3 separate regions of the Homo sapiens genome follow, and all the other regions are linked to region 1. Evidence: read pairs that join two places in POLR2A ChIA-PET (ENCODE). Cell type or tissue: endothelial cell of umbilical vein. All regions are shown on one strand. Region 1 has its middle 91 kb from the start of NHSL1-AS1. Region 2 overlaps CCDC28A-AS1 (CCDC28A antisense RNA 1). Region 3 has its middle 19 kb from the start of NHSL1-AS1.

Region 1 (4,000 bases):
GTCCGGGAAGGAATTCTGTTTTAATTTGTCACAACACCACAGTCCCTTGAAGGCATGGATTCTTAATGCATCTGATGAGGAGAATGTAATTTTAAACACTTACACCTACCAATGATGAAAAGAACAAAAGGCATGCTATATTCAGTTCCAAGTGGATTCTCTTTATCCATGGGAAATGATAAATGCCCCATATTGTTGGGAAAAAAAATTAGATGAAACAAACATTTGTAAATCTAACAAAATTTGCATTTCCATGGAAACTGAAATTAAAAATACAATAACCGGCTGGGCATGGTGGCTCATGCCTGTAGTCCCAGCACTTTGGGAAGTTGAGATGGGCAGGATCGTCAGAGGTCAGGAGTTCGAGAGCAGCTTGGCCAACATGGTGAAACCCCTTCTCTACTAAAAATACAAAAATTAGCTGGGCGTGGTGGCAGGAGCATGTAATTCCAGCTACTCCGGAGGCTGAGGCAGGAGAATAACTTGAACCTGGGAGATTGAGGTTGCAGTGAGCTGAGATAGTACCACTACACTCCAGCCTGAAGACAGAGTGAGACTCTGTCTCAAAACAAAAACAAAAACAGAAAACAATAACCGTATTTGCACATAAGAAAGGAAATACTTAGGTATAAATCTAATGAAACATACAAAATCTGTATGCTGAAAATTACAAAATGCTGATGGATAAAATCAAAGACGTGAACACATGGAGAGACATATCATTTCATGGATTGGAAGACACACCATAGTAAAGATATCAATTCTCCTGCAAATTATTCTATAAATTTGACACAACTTTTAGTAAATTGATAGTGATATCAAAATAACAAGCTTAAAAACATAAGCCTGATATTTCATCTTCACATCTTAAAAATCCCAGCTTAATTAGTAGTTACCATTTTTCTGTATGCTGCTATCTCATTGTAGTCCTGTGAAATAATGATAAACTTATCGGCTTTATAGGTTTGCAGTCTGATAGATCTTTCAATGAAAAAGTTAAAGTGTGTACATTTTCTTATTCTTTAGCCTTAGTTTTTTGTTTTTGTTATTAAATAAATTCTTGAGTTTTTGTGATACTGTTGCTGGATTTAAGAAAAACTTTTTTTTTCTTTTTTGAGATGGAGTCTCGCTCTGTCGCCAGGCTGGAATCCAGTGGCGTGATCTCGGTTCACTGCAACCTCCACCTCCCGGGTTCAAGCGATTCTTCTGCCTCAGCCTCCCGAGTAGCTGGGACTACATGTGCGTGCCACTACACCCAGCCAACTTTTGCTTTTTTAGTAGAGACAGGGTTTCACCATGTTGGCCAGGATGGTCTTGATCTCTTGACCTTGTGATCCGCCCGCCTCGGCCTCCGAGAGTGCTGGGATTGCAGGCATGAGCCACCGTGCCCGGGCAAGAAAAACTCTTATAATCAGTATTAATCATTTTAGATTCACCTAAGAGTAAATTTTTTAAAATAGTACTCCTCTTGTATGAGTTTTCTGCATAACAGGTGCAATTGAGCAATAGCCACACAAGTGTCTAGGGATGGTGCTGAATGTGTAACAAAAGGTTAAAGGGTTTTCTAACAGATTGCCAGCAGTGTTTTACATTTCCTGAATGATCTAAGTGTTGGTTTAGCTTGGGACTGGAGAACATAACAGATTTAAAAAATAACAATGAATATGGTTGCTATGTCAGAATTAAAGAGTTATTTAAATAAAGTCAGGCCAGGGAGTATAATCAAAAGATTCCCAACAATCCTGGTGAGTTTTACTTTAGAAGAAAGTTCTGGGATAAGTGATTCAGATTTATAGTGGAACCAGATTTTATGTTCATTTCTTTCCAGTTAATCCAGATTCTATTTTATACATTTAGTACCTTAAAAAGTAAATGAAGGGACATACATTTGAATGGAATCCTTTGTTTTCTATTGAATTTAATGCTTTCATAATCATTATGAGAAAATACTTTCAAATGATTTACACATGATTTAGAAATGCAGGCAGCCCTTTCCAAGTGGTTATTGTATTCTGACACACAGTGATTTTTGTAGATATATCATGTTACAGAATGAAGTGGCCATTTTTGTGGGATGAATTTTCTAAAGAACATGTTGAAATATTGGAGGTTAGGGTTATTTTAAAACATGAGTTTCTTCTCTCACAAATTAAAGTGTTTGATCCCTATAATTGCCAGACTATAAGCTCTAATAGGGATAGTAAGATCTAAGTGTTGGTTTAGCAACGACATTAAGAAAATTTTAAGTATAGCTCTGAATTTAAAAGGTATTAATATTATTTTTCATTTAAATTGATAGTAATTTCATGAAAAACAAATGGCTTAAACCCAGGGAAGCAAGGATTATAATTGATTTTTTTGAGCAATGTTCTCTTTTGGTTACAAAGTAAAAGGTAAAATAAAAGTTTAAAAGCATTTGGAAAGAATGTTCTTTGGTTTTTTCACTCAGTAACCTAAAGTTTAATGACCCTTTACAGTGCTGATAAACACTTAAATTTTTGCAGTAGGCATTGCTAGTTCAAATTGAAGGAAGGTTGCCAGGCTCATGCCTATAGTCCCAACTACTTAGGAGGCTAAGGCAGGAGGATCCCTTGAGGTCAGGAGTTCAAGGCTGCCATGAGCCATCATTGTGCTACTGCACTCCAGCCTGGGCAATAGAGTGAGAACTGGTCTCGAAAAGAAAAGAAAAAGAAAATAAAAGAACAGAAAAGAAAGCACTGAGTGGACCTTAAAATACCTCTGTGTTGCTTCATTTTAATTAATTAATTAATATTTTTTTTTTGAGATGGAGTCTTGCTCTGTTGCCCAGGCTGGCGTGCAGTGGTGCAATCTTGGTTCACTGCAACCTCTGCCTCCTGGATTCAAGCAATTCTTCTGCCTCAGCCTCCCTAGTAGCTGGAGCTACAGATGCATGCCAACATGCCCAGCTAGTTTTTGTATTTTTTTAGTAGAGATGGGGTTTCACCATGTTGGCCAGGCTGGTCTCGAACTCCTGACCTCAGGTGATCCACCCGCCTCGGCCTCTCAAAGTGCTGGGATTACAGTCATGTCATGAGCCACCATGCCCGGCCTGCTTCATTTTAAAGGTACTTCATTCTTCCTTGTATCCTGAAATCTCTCAGCACCAACAGGGAAGGCATTTAGGTGACATTGGAAAGTTACTTTCTGATGCCTTCTATAGGTACTAAGCTGACCCTGCCTGAGATCTTGCCTTGAGATCTGATTGGACTTAACTGAGCATTTGTGATTTGATCATCTTAAGGTATCTCAAGCACTGAATGAGAAACTGGAAGTTTCTTGTGTATCTGGGTTATACACTTGGTCCATTCTAATTTCAATAGCACCATTATTTCTGCATATGTTATATAAGGAGAAAAAGACCTTAAAGAGTTCTAAATCTTTCTGTTTTTTTTTGAGACGGAGACTTGCTGTGTTCCCCAGGCTGGAGTGCAATGGTGCAGTCTCGGCTCACTGCAGCCTCAGTCTCCTGCATTCAGGTGATTCTCCTGCCTCAGCCTCCCAAGTAGCTGGAATTACAGGCACCTGCCACCACACCCAGCTAATTTCTGTACTTTTAGTAGAGATGGGCTTTCACCATATTGGCCAGGCTGGTCTCGAACTCTTGACCTCAGGTGATCCACCCACCTTGGCCTCCCAAAGTGCTGGGATTACAGGCATGAGCCACTGCGCCTGGCCTTACATTTTTTTATATTGTACTGGTTACCATAAAACACTAAATTATGTAGAATTTGTTTTGAAAAAAATATGTAATAGAATCCAAAACAATTAGGTAGCTCAGAATGTTTTCTTAGGTTATACTCTGTGCCTGGGTCAAGAGGTAACAGACAAATAGGATCCAAATTTTACAGCTAGATGACTTGGACACACAGAGAGTAGGTGACTTGCTGATGATTAAACAGGGAATCTGATGGATCTCCAGGCCCTAAGCTCTGACCTTGGACTCTTGCACTTTTTGCAGTCTAATGTTTAGAAACATATG
Region 2 (4,000 bases), 120 kb before region 1:
AAGGAAGAGAATGACTTCCAGATAGCTTATTGGCTATCAATCTAGGAGCTCTTACAGCTGAGAAACATTTTGACCCAACCCTCTGGCTTCTTTGTTGATTTATTTTTCTGATAAAATTCATTTTTTTAAATATTAAGCTTTAAGAAGTACATGTGTTTTAATGCAGTAAAAAATAAAGCATATATGATTCAATCATTTGTAAATATACAGTATAACTAGTAAGAAATAAGGGGTCTCATTCACACCCAGATTTATAGGAGCCAGCACTATGTGCTCGGTATATAATAGAAGCTCAGTTAGTATTTGTTGATTGAAGTACCTTTTCTTATTTACTAATGATTATTATTAACAGATAATAATTTGGGCCTGAAATAGACATTTCCTTTTTTAATATAATTATATATATGTGCATATATATATCATCAATATCCTCTGACTTTATTAGTGACTGTTAACCACGTCGAAAAAAGTAAAGGTGTTTATTATGCATGCATAGAAAAATGATATGTTTGTGTTCGCTCTTTTTAGGACCAAGAAAAAATTATTGGTTGCTGTTTTCTCAGTTTTGGTTTTTTTTAAAATAAATTTTACTGTGTGTATTTGAGTTTTACAACATCAACATCATGTTATGAGATACATATAGATAGTAACATGATTACTATATTCTCAGTTTTGTTTTAAAAGAATACTTGTTTATATATCCTTTTGATGTGGTAAGAGACCTTAGGAGAATATCTAAACGGATAGTTAGAAATATGTGTCAATATAAGCAAAATCAAATTGTCAAGATTGTAAGTATCAGCCAATGAAAATGCCAGTTAAAATTACTTTTAAACAGCATTTAAAATTAAAATTATTTATGATATAGATATAAAAGATATAATTTTTTTATAGAAATCAAAAAATTGTTTTCTTCATGGGAGGAAATAAACTAATTCCTAGAGTTGATTTTATGAAAACTGAATGCATCATAAAACAAAAATAACTTAATTGAAAGATAGTTTGCTTTGTGTCATAGGTCATCTGTTTAGAAGAGCAATACTAAAGTAACTAAATGCCTTCTTGGGCTTCCTTCAGTGATTCTGAAGTTTCAGGCTATTTCCTTTGCTTTCTTCTAGGAAACATTTATTATGGCTTAAATATGCACTAATGTTTCAAGTTATAATCATCTTGCCAGATATACTTATGGCATAAAGACAGGAAGGAAACTAATACTCATGAAGGGTCTATTATGTATCTCTGGTAAGGTGTTAAAAGCAACACCTTGTTGAGATGAGAAATATTCCCATTTCGGAAGAGCGGAAACTAGGCTTAGAAAGTTGAAATGACAGAGTCTTTTTTTACTCCAAAATCATGTGCTTTGGCATGAGCCAAAACCTGAGAAAACTGTCCATGGGATAGTGTAGTAAACTGGTATGAACTCCCCTTGCAAGTTCAATAATTGCAGTATAGTAAAATCAAGCTTTGTTTAGAGATAAACAAACGACTCTATGCATATGTTTTGCAATAGACAAATCACAATAGTCCAAAGTCCTACAGTGATATTCTCCAATGCCACAGAAGAGGCCCTGAGGAACAGTTCAAATGTGGATCTACCCGCTAAATGCTCCCCAGGCATGGGCGGCCCCTCCTGGCTGGAATTTCTCTTGTGGTTATTCCTGCAGTGTCTGCAGCACTGACCTTATTCCTGGCCTCAAAATCCACTTCCTCTTCTAGTGAATATCTTGTTTTTCTCATGCTTCCTGACCCACTTTCCTAGTCTAGTGACACCTCTAGACATTTTTCTTCAACATTTCTTGATTTGTAAGAATGCTTCCAAACTCCTACACCAGGTAGGAGTTACCTCTTTTATCAAATACACTTTTCCCTTATCTTATCAATGACAAACATTAGCAAGTATTTGTTGCCTTCACAGTCTACTTCTAATCTGTGCATCCTGTCCTCAAATAATTTATAATCGACCTAAGGAGAAAAGCTATTCCCATAAAAATAATGAGATCTGAACATAAGAATAAGTTGTGTTACAAGACTTCACAGGAGGGGCCAGGTGCGGTGGCTCACACCTGTAATTCCAACACTTTGGGAGGCTGAGGCAGTTGGATCACCTGAGGTCACAGCAGCCTGGCCAACATGGTGAAACCCCATCTCCACTAAAAATATAAAAATTAGCCGGGCATGGTGGCGGGCACCTGTAATCCCAGCTACTTGGAAGGCTGAGACAGGAGAATCGCTTGAACCCGGGAGGTGGAGGTTGCAATAAGCCGAGATCGTGCCACTGCATTCTAGCCTGAGCAACAAAGCAAGACTCTGTCTCAAAAAAAAAAAAAAAAAAAAAAAAAAAGACTTCATAGGAGGGAAGGATGAACATGTACTGAGGAAGTTGAAAGTAGATGGAGCCTTGAAAGCATATGTTGACCACAGCACCCTCCCCACCACCGTGTCCCCATAATCTAACATCTTGCACTGGCCAGCATTAAAGGACACATCAAAGATGTCAAGAACACAGGAACACAATGAGGCCATCATTCTGGAGGAACAAAGGCATCAACACACTCTTTCTCTTGTGCTGAGTCATCTTCCCTCTCATAAAGTTCCCTGCAGAGCTTTAAGAGGGTTTGTTTTCTCTTTGGACTGTGACTTTACTGTCTAAGCCCCAAGCTTATGAGAAAAGATGCCCTGACTTTGCTCTGAGCCTAAAGGGAAGACATACTTGTGGTTTCTACCTTGTCTAGCCCAGCTCACAGAGTAGATGAATATCTGGCAGAAACTTTGGTCCTAGGACTAATAAATGTGCCTTTCCCTGGAAAGGGCTCTGTGTCATATCTCTCTAGAGACTTTTATGCTATGCCAAGACAGTATAGCAATGGTAAATGACTAAGGGCTTGGGGTTTGAAGTCAGCAGACCTGTTACATGTCTCCGAGATGGTTGCAGTCAGTATAGCTGTGAGAGTTGAGAGAGCCCCAGAGGCCTTCAACAGAGCTAATAGCAGAATTTGGAAAAATTCCAGATTATTGTTCTACTGCCCTAGAATAAGTTAGCAGACCTTGGTGCTCAGGATACCTGGGATCTGAGACTTTCTGTGTTGCTACGTGGTTCACACATGTTCATGTGAACAATCACCTGGTGAGGTAGTAACTTTATTTTTACAAACTAGATGAGTTAATTTGCCCACATTTGTGAAACTATTACGTGACTGATTGACTAAATACTTTTGGGGAAGTGAATGTAAGTTCATGGTTGTACTAGTTTTTAATTAATGCAATTAAAGAATTAGCAACCTGAAAGTCAAATGAATAGTTCGTTTGCTCCACTGTTCTAATTTACTAATCCAAGTAAACTTTAAAGTGTATGGGGATGTTGCTGAATAAATGTGTTGCCCCTCCCAAGTCATATATTTGCATTTATAACTGGCAGTAGGATGTATCTTAATCCAGTTATTAATTTTTAAAAGAAAATCAGCATAAACTTGCTGCAGTGAAATCTTACTCCAAAGTCCCTGAAATATAACTGCATGATGGCTCTATGAGGTCTTTTTTCCCTCCATATCTGTGGGGTTTTTTTTCCCTGAGTTAGCCCCTGGGTGACCCCACCCTATGCCCTAAATTATACAATTCTACGTGTGATGACCAACTACTAACTTAATCCCAGGGGCATGAGAACTTTGATCTGGCAGGTGTACAGAGGCCTTAAAATACCCACAGATGGATATTGGGCCCTTTCATAGCAGGTAAACCCTGCCTGTAGTTCAAAAGTCTCTTCTATTTTGAGGAAATCAGTTGAATAAAGATAGTAGTAGCTTTTCTGTAGTTTATAATACCATTAAGTAATTTTAATTACAAAAATTAGAAATAATCTAGAACTGTCTCCAAAATGTACGTCGTAAATTCAGAAGGAAAGGGGTGGGGCAGGGAGTGGTAGAGCTTGGAAAATCCCCATATTTGGTTCTAAGAGATGCACATATTTATTTACTTCATCTACCGCACCCCCAGTGTGAAAAAC
Region 3 (4,000 bases), 72 kb before region 1:
CATATGTTCATTGTAGCACTGTTCACAATAGCAAAGACATGGAGTCAACCCAAATGCCCATCAGTGATAGACTGGATAAAGAAAATGTGGCATGTATACACCATGGAATACTATGCAGCCATAAAAAGGAACAAGATCATGTTCTTTGCAGGGACACGGATGAAGTGGGAAGCCATTATCCTCAGCAAACTAATGCAGGAGTGGAAAACCAAACGCTGTATGTTCTCACTTATAAGTGGGAGCTGAACAATGAGAATACATGGACACAGGGAGGGGAACAACACTTACTGGGGCCTGTGGTGCGAGGGAGGGCTAGGGGAAAGCATTAGGAAAAACAGCTAATGCATGCTGGGCTTAATACCTAGGTGATGGGTTGTTAGGTGCAGCAAACCACCATGGCACATGCTTACCTACGTAACAAACCTGCACATCCTGCACATGTACCCTGAAACTTAAAAAAAAACACACAATAAAATAACCAAATTACACGCTTCAAAAAATTAAAAAAATTATATCAACAGATGCAGAAAGAGCATTCAATACAATTCAACATCCTTTTCTCATAAAAACTCTCAGTAAATTAAAAGGAGAATTTTTACCTAATAAAGGATATATTTTAAAAATTGAAAAAAAAAATTTGTTGCTTTTTTTACTTAGCTCTATTGCTGGAAATGATTATTTTCATGTATATGTAGTTTTATCCTTGCTTTGAATACCATACCTTAGTTTATAGCTTTGTATCTGTAATCCCATTTATCTACTGATAAAATACAAGAAAACATTCAATTTTATGAGAGCATCCATTTACCTTTAATTTCTGTTTAAAGATTGTGGTGTGTATGTGTGTTTTAACAAACAGCATGCTGACCATTAAAAGCCCTTCCCACTTGCACTATGCAGTCTTTGTAAAAGGATCTGAATGTTTATAGAACCCTGCAAGCTTTTGGTAAAGTACATGTTTTTAAATCATGTTAATCGTGTAAAGAAAAGACAGACTTGAGCTTGTTAAAAATTACTCCTGTCAAGTGCCATGTAGCTTCACATGTCAAACATGACTTGAAAATGTTTTCCCCAAGTGGCCATGTCTTAACAATTTATGTTCCAGAAGGAGTTTCTTGGAAGGAATTAAGTAATGAGAGGTCACATTTTTCTTTCAAGTTCGATTTCCAAAGTGAAAATTAACTTCTGTTTTTTAACTTAAACTTGAAAAAAATTCAGTGAGAGCCTTTAGACTTGTGCAATGATTGTGTTATATGGAATTGGGCCTCCCTATCTCTGTTGCCAGAAATGAAACTTGACTGTGTGTTTTTTGTTTTTTTTTTTGTAGCTGTAAAAATGAAGAAATAGAAGAAGTAAAAAATGCTGAGTCTGGGAAACTGTTCTAGTCACTTAAATCTTAGCTACATAAATGTGTGTTTATATTAATGGGGCAGGACAAAATAAGAAGAGTCTTTTTTTTTTTTTTCTGGTTAAATACTGCCCCCTCACCCCCGCCCACCAAGTATTGCTTTGCAAATTCCTCAGACTTTCTCATTGAAAATATATGAATAGCTAAAAGTGAGTATTTAGCATGATTAGAAAATATCATACAGTTTTTACAGTGAAATTCCAATCAAGTTACTGGATTCCAAGTTACAGGAATTCCAGTTGGTTATTCATTTTTTCTTGATATTTGAGCTAATGGAGAAGAGAGATAATAGAAATAATCTAGAAACATTATCTATCTATCTATCTATCTATCTATCTATCTACCTATCTATCTAGCTATCTATGAGACAGTCTTGCTCTCCCAGATTGGAGTGCAGTGGTGCGATCTCGGCTCACTGCAACCTCTGCCTCCCTGGTTCAAGCAATTTTCCTGCCTCAGCCGCCCGAGTAGCTGGGACTACAAGTGCGTGCCACCATGCCCAGCTAATTTTTGTAATTTTAGTAGAGACAAGGTTTCATCATGTTGGCCAGGCTGGTCTTGATTTCCTGACCTCGTGATCTGCCTACCTCGGCCTCCCAAAGTGCTGAGATTACAGGTGTGAGCCACTGCGCCCAGCTGAAACATTTTTATTATAAGTCCTCAAAAAGGAATATATCTCATGTTTTAGGAGACATAATGTAGTATTTGAAATTGAAATATGGTGAACGTCTGTTTCAAAAAGAAGTGGAAAGTGTTCTGAATTAGCTATTATGTTCCTTTTGCTCAGATATTCTGCTTGTACTTGATTCCACTTTAGAATTAGACCATATTGCCCCTCAGATGGCTTCACAGACCTAGACTGAGCTGAAGTGTTCTTTTAGTATACTATGGTTTTTAAAAAATTTTTTCCTGGGTTATAGATAGTAATTACCTAATTCCATTTTTAGTTTTATTGTTGAGTGCTGGGCGGTCAGAGGAATAACTATGAAGGGGAAAGAAAATCATAGGGAGGAGGTAGCGATGAAATTCCTTCTTGACTGATAGTTACTGCACGCTTTAAAAAATAATGTATTCTCCTTAGCATTCAAGGATGTAACTGTTATGAGATTGTTAAGCTGCCTTCTTTGACTTTTTCCCCAATGGTTGTAGAGGATTTATGGTGAAAAAGTTTTCATTTCATGCTGTATACAGTCTCTCTTGGTGAATGAGCTGACTGCATGGCCACAGACACGAGCACTGGGCATGAGCCAGTGTGAATGGTCATGGGTAGTCATTCAGAAATTTTAGCTGATTTTAAAGAAATTTTCCTCTGTATCTCCAAACATTACGCTCCTTTTGCTCTTTTGTGGTTTTTTAGTTTTAAGTATTGGTATCTATTGACCTCTCAAGATGAGGATTTAGCCCTTTTTTCCTTCCTCAACCCACCCCCCTATAGGTATACCTCCCATCCTACATCTTCCCTATCCTCTTTCATTGCTTTGTTTAGTTCAGCATTCAGTGTGTATAGCGTTAAAGCAGTGTCCACCATTCGAGCAGAGCCACATCATCAAACACGATTGCTTTTCCTTTATTTTACAACTTTTGTCTCTCCTGACATAAATAACGGCTTTTTGGGGTGTGTATATTTCTATGTGTTTATTGTTGTTTCAACTTTCAACTCTACCCTATCAGTATCTTCTTTTTGCCTTAAGAATTCACTGAGTTTTGTCTTCTTGGAGATATGACTCCTAGAGCCTTCCAATCTGATTTAATCTAATCTAGATGAGTGTTCCTCCGTGGCTGGTTCTCAGCCATCTGTGTGACCTCCTTCACTGTCATCCTAGAGACTTCCTTTCTCTTCTGATGCCTGTCTCCCCTAATCACTTTCTTGGTTTACTTCTTCATTTGGTGGAGCCCTGCCTCTGATATCTTTTTTTTTTTTTTTGGAGACAGATTCTCGCTCTGTTGCCCAGCCTGGAGTGCAGTGGCGCGATCTTGGCTCACTGCAATCTCTGCCTCCTGGGTTCAAGCAATTCTTCTGCCTCAGCCTCCCGAGTAGCTGGGATTACAGGCGCACGTCATCATGCCCGGCTAATTTTTTAGTAGAGACGGGGTTTCACCATGTTGGCCAGGCTGGTCTCGAACTCCTGACCTTAAGTGATCTGCCCGCCTCGGCCTCCCAAAGTGTTGGGATTACAGGCGTGAGCCACCACGCCCGACCTATTTTTATTTTATTTTTTAGAGATAGAATCTTGCTCTGTCACTCAGGCTGGAGTGTAGTGGCGTGTTCATAGCGCACTGCAGCCTCAAACTCCTGGCTTCAAGTGATCCTCCTGCCTCAGCCTCCTGGGAGTATCTGGGACTCCAGACATGCACCACCATGCCTGGCTAAGTTTTAAAACACTTTTTGTAGAGGTAGGAGTCTCACTGTGTTGCTCGTCTTGAACTCCTGGCCTCAGCAATCCTTCCTCCTCAGCCTCCCAGGGTGCTGGGATTACAGGCATTGAGCCACTGTGCTTGGCCTATCTGGTCCATTTCTTATTCTTTCTTTTTCAGTCCTTCTACTGAGCTTTTCATTTTTGCTATCAGGTTTTTCATTTGCAAGAGCTTGTT

What was found. ChIA-PET counts read pairs that join two places held together with the same protein. Peaks named below come from ENCODE experiments on the same cell type or tissue, not always from the same donor. Only the 100,000 strongest peaks of a DNase experiment are listed, where the experiment ranks them.
Region 2: POLR2A ChIA-PET joins it to region 1 with 8 read pairs; 3 of 35 experiments call an interaction of 5 or more read pairs at or near these places.
Region 3: POLR2A ChIA-PET joins it to region 1 with 5 read pairs; 3 of 35 experiments call an interaction of 5 or more read pairs at or near these places.

Annotation. Positions count from the first base shown.
Region 1 is chr6:138,598,926-138,602,925 of GRCh38, reverse strand. It overlaps a transcript of NHSL1 not described here. Among named protein-coding and RNA genes, the nearest start is that of NHSL1-AS1, 91 kb to the left of the region's middle. In endothelial cell of umbilical vein, no CTCF peak of the experiment used is centred here; a DNase peak (open chromatin) is centred at 1,595; H3K27ac peaks cover 1,616 bases.
Region 2 is chr6:138,721,814-138,725,813 of GRCh38, reverse strand. It overlaps CCDC28A-AS1 (CCDC28A antisense RNA 1), which reads left to right. Exons shown (of 3, transcript NR_161205.1): 3 at 1-599. Among named protein-coding and RNA genes, the nearest start is that of NHSL1-AS1, 32 kb to the right of the region's middle. RefSeq lists an enhancer at 2,383-3,033. In endothelial cell of umbilical vein, a CTCF peak has its summit at 1,662 (motif pointing left); DNase peaks (open chromatin) are centred at 1,673 and 2,553; H3K27ac peaks cover 1,185 bases.
Region 3 is chr6:138,670,783-138,674,782 of GRCh38, reverse strand. It overlaps a transcript of NHSL1 not described here. Among named protein-coding and RNA genes, the nearest start is that of NHSL1-AS1, 19 kb to the left of the region's middle. In endothelial cell of umbilical vein, no CTCF peak of the experiment used is centred here; no DNase peak of the experiment used is centred here.